2 separate regions of the Homo sapiens genome follow, and region 1 is linked to region 2. Evidence: chromatin loops called from intact Hi-C (ENCODE). Cell type or tissue: endothelial cell of umbilical vein. All regions are shown on one strand.

The links. A loop is a pair of places that touch in the nucleus more often than their neighbours do. Peaks named below come from ENCODE experiments on the same cell type or tissue, not always from the same donor. Only the 100,000 strongest peaks of a DNase experiment are listed, where the experiment ranks them.
Region 1: it touches region 2 in a loop (3-fold over the local background); 3 of 110 quality-filtered maps call a loop at or near these places.

What each region holds. Positions count from the first base shown.
Region 1 is chr10:76,329,005-76,331,504 of GRCh38, forward strand. The region is part of intron 6 of LRMDA (leucine rich melanocyte differentiation associated); the gene reads left to right. Among named protein-coding and RNA genes, the nearest start is that of KCNMA1-AS1, 560 kb to the right of the region's middle. In endothelial cell of umbilical vein, no CTCF peak of the experiment used is centred here; a DNase peak (open chromatin) is centred at 1,147; H3K27ac peaks cover 960 bases.
Region 2 is chr10:76,542,423-76,544,922 of GRCh38, forward strand. All of the region lies in intron 6 of LRMDA (leucine rich melanocyte differentiation associated), which reads left to right. Among named protein-coding and RNA genes, the nearest start is that of KCNMA1-AS1, 340 kb to the right of the region's middle. In endothelial cell of umbilical vein, no CTCF peak of the experiment used is centred here; a DNase peak (open chromatin) is centred at 1,419; H3K27ac peaks cover 358 bases.

The DNA of each region.
Region 1 (2,500 bases), 210 kb before region 2:
TCTGGGTGTCTCCCACTGACTTTCTCTATCTGAAGCACCAGTGAGGGGATTCTCACGTTCACCTGGAGACTGTTTCAGTCATTGCTGTTATCCATGCGTTGCCCTGCTCCTCCATCTCTCTAGATTTCCAAATCATACTCCAGCATCTCTCTTTGGCCCAACTCTAACCTAGGCTGATTCACTGAAGGCGATTCTCCGATGTAGTTTTCAGTTCTCCCTCGAAGCTACAGAGAAAACCTTAGAAGAAAGCAGATGGTGGTAATGGTAAAACAGATAATCCAGCACATCTACCATAACCCTGCCTTGCCAATAGCTATCATGTGGAGGATCTCATTTCAACTTGTCTGCACGCACATTTTGCAAGATAATTGCAAGCCTAGTGAATGTCCCTGAATTATTTATTTCCTGATGCTTATACTATAGTCTTGAAGATATGCCATAGTTAGCTTGCCATATTAAACATTGAACTTGAAATGTGTAAAAGAAAGAAAGCAAAAAGAAAAAAAATGAAGAGGAAATTTGCTGTGAAACTTGCTTAGAGATGATAACCTTTCTACTTTGACTATTGTTGGCAATCTTGCCATTATTTTTATTGACACAGTTGTTAGGTACTCATCTTCCTCTCCAACCAGGGGCTTGGTCTATTTGTGTTTGAAATTGATTGCTGGGACTGTCACAAAGTAATTTATATAGCAACTTATTATAATTAGTTATCATTTGCAGTTTCCTAAATGTGAGTTGCATTTTATGCTTAGCAATTGATTTTTCTGTATATCTCCATGAAGCAGCTCAATGTATGCCATCCAAAAAAGAAGAAAAAGACCGAAAGAAAAACTGTGTTTTTTTAAATTATTTAAAACATTTTTAGCCTGAGATATCATAAAATACGTTTCCACAGAAGACATAAATACAGAGTGTTTTGCTTCAACTCATTAAATCGCCAAAGTGAAAGTGAATAAAAGGAAATTTAAATGTCTGTATGTGAAGAGGTAGCAATGTAGACAAAAATGTTTGGGATGGGGAGATGTTGGCCAGAAAAACTTCATGCCAACAAGCATAATGCTTTCAGGAGGGCTCAAAAGGAAGTTACTTGATGACTAAACTATTGCTCACAATTTGTTTTGGGCTTATAGGATTCGGAGGTGCAGGGGCAGAATGATGCGATACTTTTCCTCATCTATTATAAGGGTCACAGCCCATAACAAAAGACAGGTTAACAAGAGAAGAGGATAAGAAATTTACTTAATCAAAGTTTTCTGAGATGGGGGGGCCTTTAGAAATGAAAGGGAAAACTAGTTTTATGCTTATGTTGATGAAGAATGGACAGCTGTGTAGAAACATGGTTAGACAAAGGGTATGATCTAATGGGAATAGATTGAGGGGAAACCTAGCAAGGCCTGTCTGTTCAGATTCTTCTTGGCCTCTCTATGTAGCATTCCTTCCCCTGGTTATAGGACAGAACCCTCTGAAATGAGAGTCTTCAAAGGAGAAGAGAGAGTGTGAATTTTCTAGGTTTTATGGCTGGCTTTAAGGGATAGGATTCTAGTTTCGATGACCCCACTTAGGGAAGAGGAATTCTGGTTTCTATAACTCACTGCAGGGCAGAGACAGAGGGATGAGGGAGCAGGTAAGAGAAGGCCAGAGAGACCTTGCTTCTGAGGCCCTTCCAGTGTCTTTTGTTTCAAAGCACTCAGCACGTCAAGGTGCCACAATTTCGGGTATTGTGTTTTGAGCCCTGTCAGAGGCAGTATGTCTCTTTTAGCCAACTTTTAGTTTTTCATTTTTAGATTTCTACTATCTTTTCATGTCAGCCACAGGGAATGTGAAAGCTAAGTAGGTCTGATCATTATAAACAAAATCTACAGAAAACAATAGCAAAGACTCAGGAAAATAGATGCATTTATTTAGGCCAGCTTAATAGCTTAGCATCAAGGAATCTTTTGCCTACTGCCTCTTGGTTATCACTGACCATTTATAAACATGAGGCCAGGTGCCGTGGCTCACGCCTGTAATCCCAGCACTTTGGGAGGCTGATGCAGGTGGATCACTTGAGGTCAGGAGTTCGAGACCAGCCTGGCCAACATGATGAAACCCCATCTCTACTAACAATACAAAAATTAGTTGGGTGCAGTGGCAGGCACCTGTAATCCTAGCTACTTGGGAGGCAGAGACAGGAGAATTGCTTGAACCCAGGAGGCGAAGGTTGCAGTGAGTGGAGATCGTGCCACTGCACTCCAGCCTGGGCGACCAAGTGAGAGTCCGTCTCAAACAAAACAAGCAAACTAACAAAAAGATGGGATGAACAACCTGATGGTTCTGGAGCCTTTGCCACATAGGTCTCACCTAAGGTCAGGCCCTATGAGTGAGACAGCCTGCTTATATATTGCCTTCTGCCTTCCAGAATATTTTTATTAGTCTTTCAAGAGAGCTAAGCATCAAATAATTTCTCAAAAAATTGTCAATGACTCATTGAAAGTTCATAGAAGCACAACAGATCCAA
Region 2 (2,500 bases):
TGGGATTGGGGCTGACTGATACACTGCCGTGATGAGATATAACCCCTGGAAAATAACAGCACCCGCACATGCCTGCATCTGTCTAACCTCATAATTCACTTTCACATTGGATTATGGATGTCTGCGTTCAGTGAGTCTATCTTCCCTTTAGGTATTATTTCAGCCCTTTGAGATAATAAGGAAAGTTTAATTGCGTTGTTAATTGATTTTTTGCACAACATTATTACCTTGATTGATTGCAGAGTTGATGAAAATGTTAGACACAGGCAGCGTGGAGTATCAGCCAGGCAAGGAGTGGGAGCCTTGTGGAGAATAGATAACCTTGATGTTAAGAGCTATATCCTTCAGATATGTCTTCCCTTGACATATTGATGGCCCCTGAAAAGGGAAAAGCTGATTGTATGCAGAATGCAATCATTAAACCCACTTCAGCTCACTGTTGATTAATTTGTTTTTTCCTGAAGGATCTAGTTATAGGGAAGGCCTCACTTGTACCAACCACAGCCATTTTCCAGGTTCCAGACTGTGCTTAACCCTCTAGGTGAAGGGAAGTGAGGAGGCTGGCTTGCCTGAGACGGGAAGATTATCTTAGGGTGCGCAGGGTGTGTGCTTAAGGCTCACAAGGTGTCTCCATGCTCGGGAACACTCTATGTCCTTCACCATAGTGCTGATTTTCCTTAAATTATTGATTCTTTAAAATGCCAATAGCAAGGAACCCTTCACTGAGACCTGGTGTAGGATGAAACTGTCACTTGGAGATTCTCAGGAAGGTGTTCACCAGTCCAGTGGTGTCGGGAGAGACATGGCACTCAGGAGCTTTTATTATACATTAGGTAAAACCCTGCATGAGATTGCCCCCATGATTGGAGAATTTAGTTGTTATTGGGGTGTGCCTGTGTGTGTGTGTGTGTGTGTGTGTGTGTGTGTGTGTGTGTGTGTAGAGAGTGATGATAAGAAGGGATTTCTGCAGACAGTTTCTTATATTGTCAATTACTCCTCTCCCTGGCCTTATATGACACTTTCTTAGAAAAGTTTATTGAAAGCCATCATCATTTTTTCTGAGTCCAGGGCCATCTTCATGGTAGCAAAAATCAGGTTGATTGATCAGTTGGTTTACTGATTGATTAATAGGACTTCTGTCCTGTTTCCCTCCCCTCAACTCACACCACTTCATTCGCAACTGCCCAACCCTGCACAGAGACTCAGTGGGCTGAATTTATGGGCAAAGAAGTTGCCCCTCTGGAAGAATGCAAGCTCTTATACATGCAGTACTCCTAGAGAGCCTCATCTTCTAGGGAGAACGGATTGCTACTTCTGCCACCCCCTCGCCAGCTTCCATGCTTATTACTCATGGAACATTCTGGCTTATTTTGCCCTCTTCTTTCCTTTGTGGCTGTGCCCAATGTTCATTCAAATAAAATTTCAATTGTATAGCATTGCTGGAGGCCTACCAATAGTTACATCAGCTTCCTGGAGTCCTGAGCCCCCCCCAGGAGAGGTCATGTGGGCTTCTCCCTGCACCACAGAGCACCCTGTAGACGGAATTCTCTGTGTGATGCTAAGCACAGTTTCTCCTCAGGCTGCCCCACCGCCTGCATTATGAGTCTTTCTTCTCCTGAACTCACCACTGGTGCTCAGGGAGTCTAATATCCATAGAGTCTTGGCCCTCAATTACCGTAATGGCTTATAATGAGATTTTGGCCAAGTAGCAGGTAGCAGGTTATTACTTCCTGCTCAGCGTGGGCAATGTCTACGCTGTTAATTTGTGTTGCCGAATGTGGCTTAGAGCTGGGCATCAAACTGTCGGAGCCAGATGTATTCTATTAGGTGCGAGGCTCACATTGGCCCATGGGCAATTTTTTCCCCCCAATATGGAAGCATGTTAACTTACCACAGGGTGAATCCTGACAAATTCAAGCCAGCCAAATAAAAGGGGTAATATCCCAAGCCATCAAAGTAGTACATTCTAGGGACAGATAACACCTGGTACCACCCACTGTCAGCAGTGTCTGTCTGACTGGGGCATTCTATTGATAGGCAAAAAACACACCCATCTTAATATTGCTGGAGAGGCTCTGGTGCCTTCATTAAGTTTTAATGAGCCTGACCCTAATGAAAGCCCTTATAACATGCTCTTCTACTATTTTCCTTGTCTTTATCTTGGGTAGAAAAAAATGTACAGAGGTTCATATAACTCTTATAACCTGCTTTCTACTATTAATTCTTCCTTAACCTACAGTTTCTTGCATTAACATATACATACACATATACATTTACATATATACATGCACACACACACACACACACACACACACACACACACACACACACAGCTTTTTCCCAAAGCAGGTTAGAGGATGGGAAGTTGAAGATCAGGAAATTATGAACATATTTTACCATTTGGCACTGGGATGAGCTAGTGTCCAAGAATTATGCTGTGCTTTCTGCAACAACAGACTGGGTCATTTTTTGTAAAGCAAACTTCTTTCGGTTAGATTAT